Regions from separate parts of the Homo sapiens genome. Here region 2 is linked to region 1. The links are chromatin loops, found by intact Hi-C in ENCODE. Cell type or tissue: CD4-positive, alpha-beta T cell. All regions are shown on one strand. Links, peaks and the distances in the headings refer to the core of each region. The heading gives the core; the rest is flanking DNA. Region 1 has its middle 47 kb from the start of OCM. Region 2 has its middle 59 kb from the start of WIPI2.

Region 1 (9,833 bases), core at 2,952-5,451:
CACCTTGGCTCACCGCAACCTCTGCCTGCTGGGTTCAAGCAATTCTCTTGCCTCAGCCTCCTGAGTAGCTGGGATTACAGGCTTGTGCCACCACACCTGGCTAATTTTGTATTTTTAGTAGAGACAGGGTTTCTCCACGTTGGTCAGGCTGGTCTCGAACTCCTGACCTCAGGTGATCCACCTGTCTCAGCCTCCCAAAGTGCTGGGATTACAGGTGTGAGCCACTGCCCCTGGCCTTAGATCTTCTCTTTTTGGGACAGGGTCTCTCTCTGTCCAGGCTGGAGTGCAGTGGTGTGATCATGGCTCGCTGCAGCCTCTACCTCCTGGGTTTAAGTGATCCTCTCGCCTCAGCCTCCCGAGTAGCTGGGATTACAGGCATAGGCCAGCTGGTTTTATTTAAATTTTTTGTAGAGTTGGGGTCTCACTATGTTGTTTAATCAAAGTTTAAATAATTTGAAGGAGATCAGACAGGGTGGCTCACGTCTGTAATCCCAGCACTTTGGGAAGCCGAGGCAGGTGGATCACTTGAGGGCAAGAGTTCAAGACCAGCCTGGCCAACATGGTAAAACCCCATCTCTACTAAACATACAAAAAAAAAAAAAATTAGCTGGGCATGGTGCCAGGCACCTGTAATCCCAGCTACTCGGGAGGCAGGAGAAACACTTGAACCCAGGAGGCGGAGCTTACAGTGAGCCGAGATCGTGCCACTGCACTCCAGCCTGGGTGACAGAGCAAGAGTCTGTCTCAAAAAAAAAAAAAAAAAAAAAAAAAAAAGTATGTGAGAGTCGGGGGGCTTTCATCACTGTGGCAGAGGTCAAGGGGGGATGCTGGGTATAAAGAGCTGTGGTGGGCCCCCTGGACACATGCTGCTGGGGTGATGACGGATGTTCATAGGCAAATGGGCGACCCAAATTGTCCCCAGTGGTGAGACAAGCGCGTGCAGAGGAGGGGCAACAAGCAGGGCACAGCCCGGGGGCAGCAGCAGGGACCGGGAGCTATGTGGGAGTGGGGAGAGGCAATCCACAAAGAAGCCCAGAGCCCCAATCACCCTACAGAGCCTGGGTTCTCTTCCAGACCACACTCTGATCTCTAGAAAAACTTATGACCAAGGGCTAAAGGCTGCTGAAGCCAGTGACTTTTTTTTTGAGATAGGGTCTCACTGTGTTGCCCAGGCTGGAGTGCAATGTACAATATCGGCTCACTGCAACCTCCGCCTCCTGGGTTCAAGTGATTCTCCTGCCTCAGCCACCTGAGTACCTCAGATTACAGGCACACACCCAGCTAATTTATGTATTTTTAGTAGAAACGGGTTTCACCATGTGGCCAGGCTGGTCTCGAACTCCTGACCTCAGGTGGTCCGCCTACCTCAGCCTCCCAAAGTTCTGGAATTACAAGCGTGAGCTATCACGAGTCTATGTAGTGTATGTATATGTATATACATTATATATATATATATATATATATATATATATATAGTCTATGTAGTTTACATACATGTCTAGTATATATATAGACAGTCTATGTAGTTTTTATACATACACATACAATGTCTACATAATGTCTTAATTTCTATGTAATTTATTCATATCTAATTTCTATATAAACATAAAATTTCCATGTAAATATATAATTTCTATAGATATGCCTCTCATGGGTTTATTCATGATATAACATATGAAAAGCAGAGAGACCACGGAGTGCTGGACAGACAGCATTTAACCCAGTCATTGTCATCTTTAGTACAGATTCCCCTAACAGGGAGTCATTCCCAGTGGGACTCGGCTTTCTACAAAACAGTGGCTTCTGGCCGGGCGCGGTGGCTCACGCCTGTACTCCCAGCACTTTGGGAGGCCGAGGCGGGTGGATCACGAGGTCAGAAGATCCAGACCATCCTGGCTAACACGGTGAAACCCCATCTCTACTAAAAATACAAAAAAGTTAGCTGGGCGTGGTGGCGGGCGCCTGTACTCCCAGCTTTTCAGGAGGCTGAGGCAGGAGCATGACGTGAACCCGGGAGGCAGAGGTTGCAGGGAGCTGAGATCGCGCCACTGCACTCCAGCCTGAGTGACACAGCGAGACTCACTCTCCAAAAAACAAAAAACAAAAAACAGTGGCTTCCGACAAAGACAACAAGGGAAACCTCCAGCTTCACAGACAGGGTGGGTGTGGCTCGCCACCTTGTTGTAGCCTCTCCTACTGCTCTGAGACATTTCTGGTGTGAAACACCTAGACATCCCTGGCTTCACAAAGCACAAAGAAACCCAGGCTCTGTGAACGTTTTCCTTCCTGGAGTGGACAGTGGTAATGTTCACGAGGCCTCATCTTCCTCTGGGACCAGCCCCTTCCTGCCCCTGTGCACAGCTGCCTGGTCAGAGGGCCTAATACACCTGAGCTAGGCTGGACCAACAGAATCCTCCCCGAAAAGCTTTCAAAATTGGATCACTGAAGGGAGATTCAGTCCCTCACCGTGGCAGAACTTGCAGCTGTGAGGAGAGGAGCTGGGGCTACACTATTTCTGGGCACACTGACAAAGTCAGCATGAGAAGAAAGTCACAGAAGCGCCGGGTGCAGTGGCTCATGCCTGTAATCCCAGCACTTTGGGAGGCTGAGGTGAGCGGATCACAAGGTCAGGAGATTGAGACCATCCTGGCTAACATGATGAAACCCCATCTCTACTAAAAATAGAAAAAATTAGCCAGGCGTGGTGGCGGGTGCCTATAGTCCCAGCTACTGGGGAGGCTGAGGCAGGAGAATGGTGTGAACCCGGGAGGGGGAGCTTGCAGTGAGCTGAGATTGCGCCGCTGCACTCCAGCCTGGGCAACAGAGCGCGACTCCGTCTCAAAAAAAAAAAAAAAAAAAAAGTCACAGAAGCACAGACCAGGGAAGAAAGATTCCTGGCGATACCTGGTTTGCCGGATGCCTCTGGAGCCTGACTGCACACCTGCTCTTCCCAGGACTCGCATGCTGCCTTATAGATTTTTTTTTTTTTTTTTTTTGAGACAGGCTCTCCCTCTGTTGCCCAGGCTAGAGTCCAAAGGCACGATCACAGCTCATTGCAGCCTGGACCTCCTAGGCTCAAGTGATCCTCCCACCTTAGCCTCCCCTGCAGCTGGGAGTACAGGCATGTGCCACTACACCTGGATAATTTTTCTATTTTTTGTAGAGATGGGCTCTTGCCACATTACCCAGGCTGGTCTTGAACTCCTGGCCTCAAGCAATCCTCCTGCCTCACCTTCCCAAAGTTCTAGAATTACTTTTTTTTTTTTTAATCCTAACCTACTTCTAGTTGGATTTCTGGCTCTTCCAACTTCAAGGATTAGAACTTCTAACCAGTGCACTCCACACTCACACATTCCTAGAACCCGGGGTTCAGAGCAGGAGGAGGAGAATGCTTCCAGGCTGATGGAAAACACTGATGTCACTCACATGCAAAGAGAGCTAACAGCCAAGTGGGCGGATCACCTGAGGTCAGGAGTTCGAGACCAGCTTGGCTAATATGATGAAACTCCATCTCTAAAAATACAAAAATTAGTCGGGCATGGTGGCACATGCCTATATTCCCAGCTACTCCGGAGGCTGAGGCAGGAGAATCACTTGAACCCGGGAGGCAGAGATTGCAGTGAACCAAGATAGTGCCACTGCACTCCAGCCTGGGCGACAGAGCAAGACTCCATCTCAAAAAAATTTTTTAATTAAAAAAATAAAACCCATTATGGCAAGCAATTTCAGACAAGATCAGGCACGTTCAGGGTGGTGTGGCGGTACACATGGCAGGCTGTTTCAAGAACACGCAGTTCATTCATTCGTTCCTCTAGATAATGCAGTGTTACATCCAGGTCACTTGGCACCACACAAGGCTGTCTCTGTAGACCTGAGTGTTCGGCATCCCCAAACAACCAGAATCACAGACGGCTGCTTTGGCATAATATCTGCTGTTTATACAGAGAGGAAGAAAAGTCACAAGAGATTTCCTGTTGTGTTTCTTTCAAGGTGGTTGTTATTGAGGAACGGGTCTGCCACATCTTACATACAAAGATCAAATACATCTTTAAATCTTGAAAGAGCTGTATTCCCCCCGAGAATTAGACACGGTTGTCCAAAACAGACAACACAAGTCATATATTAGATGGAATCTGCCTGCCTTTTTTAAGTGACAGGAATGTCAGATATAAATTTACAAGGCATCGGGCTGGGCACAGTGGCTCACGCCTGTAATCCCAGTACTTTGGGAGGCCGAGGTGGGCAGATCACTTGAAGCCAGGAGTTTGAGACCAGCCTGGCCAACGTGGTGAAACCTCATCTTTACTAAAAATACAAAAATTAGCTGTGTGTGGTAGCAGGTGCCTGTAAGCAGGTGCCTGTAAGGAGGCTGAGGCAGGAGAATTGCTTGAACCCAGGAGGCAGAGGTTGCAGTGGGCCGAGATTATGCCACTGCACTCCAGCCTAGATGATAGAGCCAGACTCTGTCTCAAAAAAGAATTTACAAGGCATCTCACAACTGCAGCAGCCTCTACAGTCTCTCCACCCTGTCCTTCCCACAGCCGTGACCTTCCATTCTCTTCCTGTTTTCACTGATCCTGACTTCTGTTTGCATTTTATCAGATTTTTTTTTTTTTTTTGAGACAGAGTCTCACTCTGTCACCCAGGCTGAAGTGCAGTGGTATGATCTCAGCTCACTGCAATCTCCACCTCCCAGGTTCAAGTGGTTCTCCTGCCTCAGCCTCCCAAGTAGCTGGGATTACAGGCACCCACCACCACACCCATCTAATTTTGTATTTTTAGTAGAGACAAGGTTTCACCACATTGGCCAGGTTGGTCTCAAACTCCTGACCTCAAGTGATCCACCCGCTTTGGCTTCCCACAGTGCTGGGATTACCAGTGTGAGCCACCACACCCAGCCTTTATTAGTCATGTTCTTATGAGCATCCAAAATCCCTGCTGAAAAAGTGCAGTAGAAAGAAATGCCACACTCACCTGGGCCATGGTTCTTCCTTGCTGTTGTGGGAAAGCAGGTATCTGTGAAGGCAGACATCAGAGTGGGGAGAGAGGATATGAGAGGCCACGCTTGCCCGTGGGCTCCCGATCAACTGCTGAGACCACCCCCACCCCCCGCCTCGCGGGCACAGGTGGGAGAAAGCCTTCTCTGAAGGATCCCCATTATCAGAGCAAAGCCCTCACCTTGGAAATGTCATAGGGACTCAATCTCATGAGGCCTGACTTGGATTTTTGTTTTGTTTTTTGAGACAGGGTTTCACTCTGTCACCCAGGCTGGAATGCAGCGATGCAATCAGAACTCAATGCAGCCCTGGACTCCCAGGCTCCAGCGATCCTCCCACCTCAGCCTCCCGAGAAGCTGGGACTATAGGTGTGTCACACGCCCAGCTAATTTTTAAATTTTTTGGTAGAGAAGGCGGTCTCACTGTATTGCACAGGCTGGTCTCAAACTCCTGGGTTCAAGCAATCTGCCCATCTCAGCCTCCCAAAACCTTGGGATTACAGGGGTGAACCACCACGACTGACTGGAGTTTTTCTTAATGAATATGTGTATCTATGTCTCAGTAACCAATGTGCAATTTACTACAATCCCCACCCATTACCCAAAAATGTAATTATTAGAAATCTATTCTGAAGAAACAGGCCAGATGCAGAGGCTCACGCCTGTAATCACCACACTTTGGGAGGCCGAGGCAGGTGCATCACCTAAGGTCAGGAGTTCAAGACCCGCTTGGCCAATATGGTGAAACCCCATCTCTACTAAAATACAAAAATCAGCCAGGTGTGGTGGCACATGCCTGTAATCCCAGCTACTCAAGAGGCTGAGGCAGGAGAATCTCTTGAACTTGGGAGGCAGAGATCACAGGGAGCCGAGATTGTGCTGTACCACTGCACTCCAGCCTGGGCAACAAAGCGAGCTTGCATCCCCCCAAAAAATGATAAGAAAACTTTTTGGGGGATGGGGTCTGGCTCTGTTGCCCAGGCTAGAGTGCAGTGGTACGGCACAATCTTGGCTTCCTGTGACTTGTCCCTGTAATCCTAGCTACTTGGGAGGCTGAGGCAGGAGAATCGCTTGAGCCTCGGAGGTGGAGGTGGCAGTGAGCTGTGATTGCGCCACTATACTCCAGCCTGGGCAACAGAGTGAGACTCCGTCTAAAAACTCAAAACATATATATATATATATGCTTTTTGTAGAGTCAGGGTCCCGCTATGTTGCTCAGGCTGGTCTCGAACTCCTGGCCTCAAGAGATCCTCCCGCCTTGGCCTCCCAAAGTGCTGGGATTACAAGCATGCATCACTGTGCCTGGCCTGTTTCTTGTCTGTATACATCGACTACAAACTACAGCACATGTAATAAGTTTGTAAACATACATCTATAAAGAAAAAATTCTGGGCCAGGCACAGTGGCTCAAGCCTGTAATCCCAGCACTTTGGGAGGCCAAGGTGAGTGGATCACTTGAGGTCAGGAGTTCGAGACCAGCCTGGCTAACATGGCAAAACCCTGTCTCTACTAAAAATACCAAAATTAGCTGGGTGTGGTGGTGCATGCCTGTAATCCCAGCTACTCAGGAGACTGAGGCAGGAGAATTGCTTGAACCCAGGGGGTGGAGGCTGCAGTGAGCCGAGATCACACCACTGCACTCCAGCCTGGGTAAGAGCGAGATTCCATATCAAAAAAAACAAACATAAAAATAAACTGATTAATACAAATGCTCTCTGGGTGCTCACGAGAAAGATCGGGGCTGGGCAGAAGACCAGAGAGACTTCCTTGGGAGTGAAGGTCTGGAGGAGGGATGCGGCTGCCGTGGAGGGAAACATGCGAAGCCCCCTCCCGAACTTTCTCTTCTGAGGAACAAAAGCCTCAAGCTGCCAGGGGAATGGCAGTCAACCCTGTTGCCACCAGAACACAGGCAAGACCTTGTGCCTTCCTCCTTGAACCAGGGACAGGAATATATCCTGGGCTCAGGCTTAAAGGTCTCCTGACACGAGGGGAGGGACAGGATCACTGTGACTCAGAGACCCAGGGCCCACCCTGGACTGAGAAGACAAAGAGAACCCCTCCACCCACAGGCCTGGAGATGCAAGCAGCAGCCGTCAACACAAGGAGGGGATCAAGAGCGGAAGGTCCCATTCGCAGCACAAAGCGATGCTACGGAATTGTGAAGCTAGTGGCCCACTGCGGTAACCATGGTGACCAGCCCACCGCCCACTCAACTCCTGGCTGGACACGGTTCAACCACCCTCCAGCGCTCCCTGCTCCTTACACAGTAACAGCTCAGCAGAACTGGCTCATGTCCTCGTGTCTGCTCTCCTACGCAAGTCTAGCCTTCAAGACTAGCCAGAGATGGAAACGGAAAAAACAACCCACTGAAAAGAAGCAAAGCAACAAACAGATATTAATTCCATCTCAGCAACAAACAGATATTAATTCCATCTCAGGTCAGCATCAGCAAGTGTATGTCACGGAGATGCGCTGCAAACGAACACAAAATCCAAAACCAAAAAGACAAAAGGAAGAGAAACCAATACATCTTCCATCACAGTAAAAGATTTTTTTCTTTTTTTGAGACAGTGTCACCCAGGCTGCAGTGCAGTGGCGTGATCTCAGCTCACTGCAACCTCCACCTCCTGGGTTCAAGTGATTCTCCTGCCTCAGCCTCCCAAGTAGCTGGAATTACAGGCACGTGCCACTACGCCCAGCTAATTTTTGTATTTTTAGTAGAGATGGGGTTTCACTATGTTGGCCACGCTGGTCTTGAACTCCTGACCTCAGGTGATCTTGCTGCCTCGGCCTCCCGAAGTGCTGGGATTGCAGGCGTGAGCCCCCGCGCCTGGCCATCTTCCTCCCTTCTTTTTAAATTTCTGCTCATTCTCTTTTACCTTTGGGGTTTTGCTCTTTTTTTCTCTTTTTTAAATATCTTTTTCTGGAAGACACAGACTGGACAATGGGGGTAGATGCTCCCTATTCTTTTTTCTGTGGAAGCCACCTGAGCTAAATGTCATTAAGTTTCACTCCTTGTATTTAACATATGTATTAGGACTAGCCGGGTGCAGTGGCTCACTCCTGTAATCCCAGCACTTTGGGAGTCCGAGGTGGGCGGATCATGAGGTCAGGAGATCGAGACCATCCTGGCTAACATGGTGAAACCTAGTCTCTACTAAAAACACACACACACACACACACACAAAAATTAGCCAGGCTTGGTGGCAGGCACTGGCAATCCCAGCTATGCGGGAGGCTGAGGCAGGAGAATGGCATGAACCCGGAAGGCGGAGCTTGCAGTGAGCCGAGATCATGCCACTGCACTCCAGCCTGCGCGACAGAGCGAGACTCCATCTCAAAAAAAAAAAAAAAAAAAAAAAAAAAAAGGTATTAGGACTTTAATAATACATTAAAAAGAAAAAACTAAAATCAATTCTTGGAAAGGTTTGATTAAACCTAATAAAGTAATTGGTTTGTATTTAAGATTAATAAAATTGACCGGAAGCCAGGCACAATTGAGTAAGAGAAGGCAAAGATAAACCATTTGTGCACATGAAAAAGACAATTTCAGATACGGTCGAGGTTTATAATTGTAAGATCAGTATAAACAATTGCCATAAATTCAAAATTAAATGGGATACTTTTCTAGAAAATATAAATTACTAAAATTGACTGACAAACAGAAAACCAGAATAAACCACTCAACATTAAATGAAATGGATTCATCTTAAAAAATATAGCCATTGGGGAAACACCAGGAATTTTACCACATTCTACTCAAGATTTTTGCAGTGTTCATAAGACAAAGTGAATTTATATATAAAATATATGCTAAAAATAAATGAGAAAGACAACCCCTAAAGAAATATAGGCAAAGGTGATAAACATACAAAGCAATCTTATACACTGTTCATGGCTACACTCCTGTCTAGTAAATAAACAAAAACATAGATATATAGCAATTTTGGCCAGACACAGTGGCTCACGCCTATAATCCCTGCACTTTGGGAGGCCAGGGTGGGTGGATCACTTGAGGCCAGGAATTCAAGACCAGCATGGCCAACATGGGGAAAACCCTGTCTCTACTAAAAATACAAAAATTAGCCAGGTGTGGTGGTGGGTGCCTGTAATACCAGCTACTTGGGAGGCTGAGGCGTGAGAATCACTTGAACTCAGGAGGCAGAGGTTGCAGTGAGCCGGGATTGTACTGCTGCACTCCAGCCTGGGTGACAGAGTGAAACTCCATCTCAAAAAAAAAAAAAAAAAAAAAAAAAGGCAAGCATCAAAAGCAATCCTGAATACTAAAAGAAAAATACATACATTCCATAGATCCCACTGACTCAAAAAATAAAATTAGAAAATAAAAAGAATGCAAAAAAATATTTAAACCACTAAATACACTAAATATGAAATGAATCCATACTCAAAAGTATTCCCAAAGAAATACCAAGCCTGTATGTTTTTTAGGAATTTTATCAAACTCTCTTCAAGACTTTTGCGACATGTGTAAGTGGTTTATTTGGGTTTTGTATATGTCAGTCAATTTTAGCAATTTACAATTTTCTACAAATGTGTCTTAATTTCAGATTTATGCCATTAAATGATTTATAGTAACATCTCACTTTTTATAAACATCTACTGACCAGGTGCGGTGGCTCACACCTGTCATACCAGCACTTTGGGAGGCCAAGGTGGGTGGATCACCTCAGGTCAAGAGTTTGAGACCAGCCTCGTCAACATGGTAAAACCTTGTCTCTACTAAAACTACAAAAAAAAAAATTAGCTGGACATGGTGGCGCATGCCTGTAGCCCCAGCTACTCGGGGAGGCTGAGGCAGGAGAATCGCTTCAACCCA
Region 2 (9,833 bases), core at 3,699-6,198, 700 kb after region 1:
GCATAGCAAGCTTGTTTCTACCCTGGTCCCGAGAACCTCAGAGGCTGAAGCTTGAGTCCCCACCTGAAGGTAAGTTCTCAGTAGGGGAGCAGAGCCTTGGCAGCCAAGTGGAGTTGCCCAAGTGTTCGAGACCCAGGCATGCTGGGAGTAAAAGCATTCCTGTGAAGAACTTGACAACGGGGAGCAGGAATCTACTTTGGAAAGCGAGACCCCAGTTCTGAGACCTCTTCACATAGCTTAGGGCTGAAGCCGGAGGGTCACGTGGAGGGTGGCAGCTCCCAAGGTCCATGTACCTGGGGCTGGGCATGGTGGCTCATGCCTGTAATCCCAGCACTTTGGGAGGCTGAGGCGGGCAGATCACCTGAGGTCAGGAGTTTGAGACCAACTTGGCTAACATGGCAAAACCCTGTCTCTACTAAAAATACTAACATTACCTGGGTGTGGTAGTGGGTGCCTATAATCCCAGCTACTCGGGAGGCTGAGGCTGGAGAATCGCTTGAACCCAGGAGGCAAAGGTTGCAGTGAGCCAAGATCGCACCACTGCACTCCAGCCTGGGCAAGAAGAGCAAAACTCCATAAAAAAACCCAAGGTCCATGTGCCTGAAATGGTCCCAGCCCGCTGGGGGACAGAGCAAACATGGGTTTGCTGGGTGGTCACGTTGAGGGATCATCTAGGTTTCAGTTGAGTGGAAGGTTTGCTAGGAGGAGAAAGAGGCTCTTGCTTTAGGGAGTACAAGTTTGTGGGCTCAGGGCCAGAGCATGTCCCTGGTGCTCAGAGGACAAGCCCGGACCACACTGTCCCTGGATCCTACACTATAGTCAAGCCATAGAATTTGCTTTCTTTGGGGTGGGGGTTGCGGGGGGAGCCAATCTTTTTTTTTTTTTTTTTTTAAAGTGACTGATCTCGGCATTCTGCAACCTCCGCCTCCTGGGTTCAAGCGATTCTCTTGCTTCCACCTCCCGAGTAGCTGGGATTACAGGCGCCCACTACCACACCCGGCTAATTTTTGTATTTTTGGTAAAGATGGGGTTTTGCCATGTTGGCCAGGCTGGCCTCAAACTCCTGACCTCAGGTGATCCACCTGCCTCAGCCTCCCAAAGTGTTGGGATTACAGGCGTGAGCCACCACGCCTGGCCAGAGTTTGCTTTCTTAACCTGAGTTTTTTGTTTCTCCTTCTCACGTCAAAGACTAAACAAAATGGGTGTGAGAGAGACATTCAGAACCGCCACGCACAGTAGAGGGTGAGCCAGTACTCACACCCAGGGCCCCCGAGCACCAGACAGGCTCTTCTTCCACTGTTCCACAATCATGGCTAAGACTTGGCCCGTCCCACCTTCTCTGCCTTCAGCCCTCCCCATGGCTTCCCTTTCACCAGGGGAAGGACTTTGATAGGAGCCCATGGGGAGAAAACCCAGTAAAATGCATGTATATTGTTATGAAATATTTACATGTGAAACAGCACCAATTTCTTGTTGAAGAAATTAGAAAATATCAATATGTTAAGAAAAAAATCCGCCCAGTGAGGCGGCTCATGCCTGTAATACCAGCAACTTTGGGTGGCTGAGGCAGGAGGATCACTTGAGCCCCTAGGAGTTCGAGACCAGCCTGGGCAACATGGTGAAACCCTGTCTCCACAAAAAATACAAAAATTAGCCAGGCATGGTAGTATGTGTCGTAGTCCCAGCTACTTGGGAGGCTGAGGCCGGAGGATCAATTGAGCCCGGGAGGCAGAGGTTGCAGTGAGCTGTGAATGTGCCACTGCACTCCAGCCTGGGCGACAGAGCGAGACCCTATCTGAAGAGAAAACACCAAAACAAAACCAACCAAACAAAAGTCCTACCATGCAAAGATAATCATTGTTAATATTCTGTGTCTTTTCTTCAGAATCTTTTTTATTTTATTTTTTGAGATGGGGTTTTTCTTTGTTGCCCGGGCTGGAGTGCAGTGGCTCGATCTTGGCTCACTGCAACTTCCGCCTCCCTGGTTCAAGTGATTCTCCTGCCTCGGCCTCCCAAGTAGCTGGGATTACTGGCGCCCGCCACCATGCCCGGCTAATTTTGTATTTTTAGTAGAGATGGGGTTTCACCATGTTGGTCAGGCTGGTCTCGAACTCCTGACCTCAAGTGATCCACCCGCCTCCGCCTCCCAAAGTGCTGGGATTACAGGCTTGAGCCACTGTGCCTGGCCCAGAATTTTTTGTTTATAGATGTATGTTTACAAACTTATTACATGTGCTGTAGTTTGTAGTTGATGTATACAAACAAGAAACAGGCCAGGCACAGTGATGCATGCTTGTAATCCCAGCACTTTGGGAGGCCAAGGCGGGAGGATCACTTGAGGCCAGGAGTTCGAGACCAGCCTGAGCAACATAGCGGGACCCTGACTCTACAAAAAGCATATATATATGTTTTGGTTTTTTAGACGGAGTCTCACTCTGTTGCCCAGGCTGGAGAACAGTAGTACGATCACAGCTCACTGCCACCTCCACCTCAGAGGCTCAAGCGATTCTCCTGCCTCAGCCTCCCAAGTAGCTGGGATTACAGGGGTGAAACACCGCGCCTGGCCTCTACAAAAAATAAAAATAGGCCGGGCATGGTGGCTTACGCCTGTAATCCCAGCACTTTGGGAGGCTGAGGTGGGTGGATCACCTGAGGTCAGGAGTTGGAGACCAGCCTGGCCAACATGGTGAAACCCCATCTCTAGTAAAAATACAAAAAATTAGCCAGGCTTGCTGGTGTGTGCCTGTAATCCCAGATATGTGGGAGGCTGAGGCATGAGAATCACTTGAACCCAGGAGGCACAGGTCGCAGGAAGCCGAGATTACGCCACTGCACTCCAGTCTGGGCAACAGCAAGACCCTATCCCCTCAAAAAAGTTTTCTTATAATTTTTTGAGGGGGATGGAGTCTTGCTGTGTCGCCCAGGCTGGAGTGCAGTGGTATGGTGCAATCTTGGCTCCCTGCAACCTCTGCCTCCCAAGTTCAAGAGATTCTCCTGCCTCAGCCTCTTGAGTAGCTGGGATTACAGGCACATGCCACCACACCCGGCTGATATTTGTATTTTTAGTAGAGATGGGGTTTCACCATATTGGCCAAGCTGATCTTGAACTCCTGACCTCAGGTGATGCACCTGCCTCGGCCTCCCAAAGTGTGGTGATTACAGGCGTGAGCCTCTGTGTCCGGCCTGTTTCTTCAGAATAAATTTCTAGTAATTACATTTTTGGGTAATGGGTGGGGATTGTAGTAAATTGCACATTGGTTACTGAGACACAGATGCACATACTCATTAAGAAAAACTTCAGTCAGTCGTGGTGGTTCACCCCTGTAATCCCAAGGTTTTGGGAGGCTGAGGCAGGCAGATTGCTTGAACCCAGGAGTTTGAGACCAGCCTGGGCAATACAGTGAGACCCTGTCTCTACCAAAAAATTTAAAAATTAGCTGGGCATGGCTGGGCGCAGTGACTTACGCTTGTAATCCCAGCACTTTGGGAGGCCGAGGAGGGCAGATCACGAGGTCAGGAGATCGAGACCATCCTGGCTAACACGGTGAAACCCCGTCTCTACTAAAAATACAAAAAATTATTCAAGCATGGTGGTGCACGCTTGTAGTACCAGCTACTCGGGAGGCTGAGGCAGGAGAATGGCGTGAACCCGGGAGGCGGAGCTTGCAGTGAGCCGAGATAGCGTCACTGCAGTCCGGCCTGGGCGAAAGAGCAAGACTCTTGTCTCAAAAAAAAAAAAAAAAAAATATATATATATATATATATATATTAGCTGGGCATGTGACACACCTATAGTCCCAGCTTCTCTGGAGGCTGGGGTGGGAGGATCGCTGGAACCTGGGAGTCCAGGGCTGCATTGAGTCGTGATTGCATCACTGTGTTCCAGCCTGGGCGACAGAGTGAAACCCCATTTCAAAAAACAAAACAAAAATCCAAGTAAGGCCTCACAAGATTGAGTCTCTATGACATTTGTAAGGTGAGGGCTTTGCTTTGATAATGGGGACCCTTCAGAGGAGGTTTTCTCCCACCTGCGCCTGGGAGAGGGCGGGGGTGGTCCCAGCAGTTGATTGGGAGCCCAAGGGCAAGCGTGGCCTCTCATATCCTCTCTCCCCACCCTGATGTCTGCCTTCACAGGTGTCTGCTTTTCCAGAATAGAGAAGAAGAACTATGGCCCAGGTGAGTGTGGCATTTCTTTCTACTGCCCTTTTTAGCAGGGATTTCGGATGCTCATAAGAACATGACTGATAAAGGCTGGGCGTGGTGGCTCACGCTGGTAATCCCAGCACTGTGGGAGGCCAAAGTAGGCGGATCACCTGAGGTCAGGAGTTCAAGACCAGCCTGGCCAACATGGTGAAACCCTGTCTCTACTAAAAATACAAAATTAGACAGGTGTGGTGGCACGAGCCTGTAATCCCAGCTACTCAGGAGGCTGAGGCAGGGGAATCACTTGAACCCAGGAGGTAGAGGTTGCAGTGAGCTGAGATCGTGCCATTGCACTGCAGCCTGGGTGACAGAGTGAGACTCTGTCTTAAAAAAAAAAAAAAAAGGGTATCCGATAAAACAAAATACAAACGGAAATCAGGATCGGTGAAAACAGGAAGAGAATGGAAGATCAAGGTTGTGGGAAGGGCAGGGTGGAGAGACTGTAGAGGCTGCCGCAGTTATGAGATGCCTTATAAATTTTTTTTTTTTTTGAGACGGAGTCTTGCTCTGTCACCCAGGCTGGAATACAGTGGCATAATCTTGGCTCACTGCAACCTCTGCCTCCTGGGTTCAAGCGATTCTCCTGCCTCAGCCTCCTTACAGGCACTTGCCACCACACACAGCTAATTTTTGTATTTTTAGTGAAGACAGGGTTTCACCACGTTGGCCAGGCTGGTCTCGAACTCCTGGCCTCAAGTGATCCGCGCACTTCGGCCTCCCAAAGTACTGGGATTACAGGCATGAGCCACCATGCCCAGCCCGATGCCTTGTAAATTTATATCTGACATTTCTGTCACTTTAAAAACGCAGGCAGATTCCATCTAATGTATGACTTGTGTTGTCTGTTTTGGACAACCGTGTCTACTTCTCAGGGGAAATACAGCTCTTTAGGGCATTTAAAGATATATTTGATCTTTGTATGCAAGATGTAGCAGGCCCGTTCCTCAATAACAACCATCTTGAAAGAAACACAACAGGAAATCTCTTGTGACTTTTCTTCCTCTCTGTATAAACAGCAGATATTATGCCAAAGCAGCCGTCTGTGATTCTGGTTGTTTGGGGATGCCGAACACTCAGGTCTACAGAGACAGCCTTGTGCGGTGCCAAGTGACCTGGATGTAACACTGCATTATCTAGAGGAACGAATGAATGAACTGCGTGTTCTTGAAACAGCCTGCCATGTCTACCGCCACACCACCCTGAACGTGCCTGATCTCATCTGAAATTGCTTGCCATAATGGGTTTTTTTAATTAAAAAAAATTTTTTTGAGATGGAGTCTGGCTCTGTTGCTCAGGCTGGAGTGCAATGGCACGATCTTGGCTCACTGCAACTTCCACCTCCTGGGTTCAAGTGATTCTCCTGCCTCAGCCTCCCAAGTAGCTGGGAATATAGGCATGTGCCACCACGCCCGACTAATTTTTGTATTTTTAGAGATGGAGTTTCATCATATTAGCCAGGCTGGTCTCGAACTCCTGACCTCAGGTGATCCGCCCACTTGGCTGTTAGCTCTCTTTGCATGTGAGTGACATCAGTGTTTTCCATCAGCCTGGAAGCATTCTCCTCCTCCTGCTCTTCACCCCGGGTTCTAGGAATGTGTGAGTGTGGACTGCACTGGTTAGAAGTTCTAATCCTTGAAGTTGGAAAAGCCAGAAATCCAACTAGAAGTAGGTTAGGATTTAAAAAAAAAAAGTAATTCTAGAACTTTGGGAAGCTGAGGCAGGAGGATTGCTTGAGGCCAGGAGTTCAAGACCAGCCTGGGTAATGTGGCAAGACCCCATCTCTACAAAAAATACAAAAATTAGCCAGGCGTGGTGGCACATGCTTGTACTCCCAGCTGCACGGGAGGCTAAGGTGGGAGGATCACTTGAGCCTAGGAGGTCGAGGCTGCAATGAGCTGTGATCGTGCCTTTGGACTCCAGCCTGGGCAACAGAGGGGAGAGCCTGTCTCAAAAAAAAAAAAAAAAAAAAATCTATAAGGCAGCATGCGAGTCCTGGGAAGAGCAGGTGTGCAGTCAGGCTCCAGAGGCATCTGGCAAACCAGGTATCGCCAGGAATCTTTGTTCCCTGTTCTCTGCCTCTGTGACTTTTTCTTTTTTTTTTTTGAGATGGAGTCTCACTCTGTCACCCAAGCTGGAGTGCACTGGCGCAATCTCAGCTCACTGCAAGCTCCCCCTCCCGGGTTCACGCCATTTTCCTGCCTCAGCCTCCCCAGTAGCTGGGACTACAGGTGCCCGCCACCATGCCTGGCTAATTTTTTGTATTTTTAGTGGAGACGGGGTTTCACCATGTTAGCCAGGATGGTCTCGATCTCCTGACCTCATGTCCACCCTCCTCGGCCTCCCAAAGTGCTGGGATTACAGGCGTGAGCCACTGCACCCGGCACTTCTGTGACTTTCTTCTCATGCTGACTCTATGTGGCCAGAAATAGCGTAGCCCCAGCTCCTCTCCTCCCAGCTGCAAGTTCTGCCGCTGTGAGGGACTGAATCTCCCTTCACTGATCCAATTTTGAAAGCTTTTCGGGGAGGATTCTGTTGGTCCAGCCTAGCTCAGGTGTATTAGGCCCTCTGTCCAGGCAGCTGTGCACAGGGGCAGGAAGGGCCTGGTCCCAGAGGAAGATGAGGCCTCGTGAACATTACCACTGTCCACTCCAGGAAGGAAAACGTTCACAGAGCCTGGGTTTCTTTGTGCTTTGTGAAGCCAGGGATGTCTAGGTGTTTCACACCAGAAATGTCTCAGAGCAGTAGGAGAGGCTAGAACAAGGTGGCGAGCCACACCCGCCCTGTGGGTGAAGCTGGAGGTTTCGCTTGTTGTCTTTCTTGGAAGCCACTGTTGGTTTTTTTTTTTTTTTTTTTTTCTGAGATGGAGTCTTGCTCTGTCGCCCAGGCTGGAGTGCAGTGGCGCGATCTCGGCTCACTGCAACCTCTGCCTCCTGGGTTCATGCCATTCTCCTGCCTCAGCCTCCCGAGTAGCTGGGACTACAGGCGCCTGCCACCATGCCTGGCTAACTTTTTTGTATTTTTAGTAGAGACTGGGTTTCACTATGTTAGCCAGGATGGTCTCGATCTCCTGACCTCGTGATCTGCCCGCCTCAGCCTCCCAAAGTGCTAGGATTACAGGCATGAGCCACCGTGCCCAGCCAGAAGCCACTGTAGGAAGGCAAATCCCACTGGGAGTGACTCTGTGTTAGGGCAGTCTGTGTACTGAAGATGACAATGACCGCGTTAAACGCTGTCTGTCCAGCACTTTTGTGGTCTCTGTGCTTTTCATATGTTATTTCATGAATAAACCCATAAGAGGCATATCTATAGAAATTACATATTTACATGGAAATTATATATTTATATAGAAATTATGTATGAATAAATTACATAGAAATTACAAAGACATGAATTAACTATGTAGACATTGTATGTGTATGTATAAAAACTATGTAGACATTGTATATATATATACATGTATGTAAACTACATTGATTATATATATATATATATATATATATATATATATATGTAATGTATATACATATACTACACTACGTAGACGCCAGGCATGATAGCTCACACCTGTAATCCCAGCACTTTGGGAGGCTGAGGTAGCTGGACCACCTGAGGTCGGGAGTTCGAGACCAGCCTGGCCTCATGGTGAAACCCTGTCTCTACTAAAAATACATAAATTAGCTGGGCGTGTGCCTGTAATCCCAGCTACTTGGGCGGCTGAGGCAGGAGAATCACTTGAACCCAGGAGGCGGAGGTTGCAGTGAGCTGATATTGCACATTGCACTCCAGCCTGGGCAACACAGTGAGACCCTATCTCAAAAAAACAAGTCACTGGCTTCAGCAGCCTTTAGCCCTTGGTCATAAGTTTTCTAGAGATCAGAGTGTGGTCTGGAAGAGAACCCAGGGTCCGTAGGGTGATCAGAGCTCTGGGCTTCTTTGTGGATTGCCTCTCCCCACTCCCACATAGCTCCCGGTCCCTGCTGCTGCCCCTGGGCTGTGCCCTGCTTCCTGCCCCTCCTCTGCACGCGCTTGTCTCACCATTGGGGACACTTTGGGTCACCCATTTGCCTATGAACATCCCTCACCACTCCAGCAGCATGTGTCCGGGGGACCCACTGCAGCTCTTTCTACCCAGCATCCCCCCTTGACCTCTGCCACAGTGACGAAAGCCCCCCAACCCTCACATGCTTTTTTTTTTTTTTTTTTTTTAAGATGGAGTCTTACTCTGTTGTCTAGCCTGGAGTGCAAGGGCGGGATCTCGGCTCACTGCAACGTACGCCTCCTGGGTTGAACAAATTCTCCTGCCTGAGCCTCCCTGGTAGCTGGGATTATAGGCACCCACCAGCATATCCATCTAATATATTTTTTGTAGAGATGGGATTTGACTATGTTGGCCAGGCTGGTCTCAAACTCCTAACCTCAAGCAATCCACCCGTTTCAGCCCCTCAAAGTGCTGGGATTACAGGCGTGAGCCACTGCACCCAGTCGAGATTTTTTTTCTAATGATTATTTTTTTCTCTTCCACAAAGTGTAGTACAAAGTTAGGGGTGTGCTCAGCTTCCTATGTAACCTAATATGGGGAAAGCTGACGTCGGAAGGTTTAAGATCAATCTCCTCTACGCCTTTGCCATGGTACCCAGTGCCAACCACTCCACATTAATCAGCCATGTGCTGTTCCAGGGGTCACTGTCATTCGGGGACGTGGCTGTGGGCTTCACCCGGAAAGAGTGGCAGCAGCTGGACCTGGAGCAGAGGACCCTGTACCAGGATGTGATGCTGGAGATCTACAGCCACCTGCTCTCTGTGGGTGAGGAAGACTTCCCCGTGGTCCTCGGGTTACATGAACTCTTTTTCTTAGTTGTATAAAACTGGGAAACTGCTCACGCACTAAAAGGGCTAAGCTGGGCATGGTGGCTCATGCCTGTGATCCCAGCACTTTAGGAGGCCGAGGTGGGAGGATTGCTTGAGCTACAGGTGCAAGACCCGATCTATACAAACGAGAAATAAAAAATTAGCCAGGCATGGTGGCATGTGCCTGCAGTCCCAGCTACTTGCGAGTCTCAAATGGAAGGATCACTTGAGGCCCGAGTTCAAGACTTGCCTGGGCAACATGGCAAAACCCCATCTCTACAAAAAAATTAAAAAATTAGTTGAGGGTGGTGATGCATGCTTGTAGTCCCAGCTACTCGGGAGGCTGAGACAGGAGGACCACTTGAGTGGAGTGCAGGAGATTGAGGCTGCAGTGAGCTGTGATTGTGCCATTGCACTCCAGCCTGGGCAACAGAGCAAGACCCTGTGTGAAAAATAAAAGTGCTTGGCCTTGGGTTTCAGTGGTCAGAGTCTCGATCCCACTGGAGTCCTCGTGAAGTTATCCTGCCAAGCGAAACAGCTCTTATGTGGCTGAGACGTCCACCTTTTGTTTTGCAGGCTGAACTGTCTGCTTGCTTGGAAGGCCCAGCTGGCTCAGCACAAATCCTTTAACTGTTTCTCCCCAACAGGGTGTCAAGTCAGCAAACCAGCTGTGATCTCCAGTTTGGAGCAGGGGAAGGAGCCATGGATGGAGGAGGAAGAGATAAGGACGTGGAGCTTCCCAGGTGAGCGGGTGGCCTGCAGGGGGCCGGGGGATGAGGTTC

Evidence for each region. A loop is a pair of places that touch in the nucleus more often than their neighbours do. Peaks named below come from ENCODE experiments on the same cell type or tissue, not always from the same donor. Only the 100,000 strongest peaks of a DNase experiment are listed, where the experiment ranks them.
Region 2: it touches region 1 in a loop (22-fold over the local background); 3 of 110 quality-filtered maps call a loop at or near these places.

What each region holds. Positions count from the first base shown.
Region 1 is chr7:5,828,710-5,838,542 of GRCh38, reverse strand. It overlaps the pseudogene ZNF815P. Among named protein-coding and RNA genes, the nearest start is that of OCM, 47 kb to the left of the region's middle. RefSeq lists an enhancer at 6,623-7,123. In CD4-positive, alpha-beta T cell, for the core only: no CTCF peak of the experiment used is centred there; DNase peaks (open chromatin) are centred at 4,022 and 4,956; H3K4me3 peaks cover 295 bases; H3K27ac peaks cover 2,375 bases.
Region 2 is chr7:5,126,791-5,136,623 of GRCh38, reverse strand. It overlaps the pseudogene ZNF890P. Among named protein-coding and RNA genes, the nearest start is that of WIPI2, 59 kb to the left of the region's middle. In CD4-positive, alpha-beta T cell, for the core only: no CTCF peak of the experiment used is centred there; a DNase peak (open chromatin) is centred at 5,103.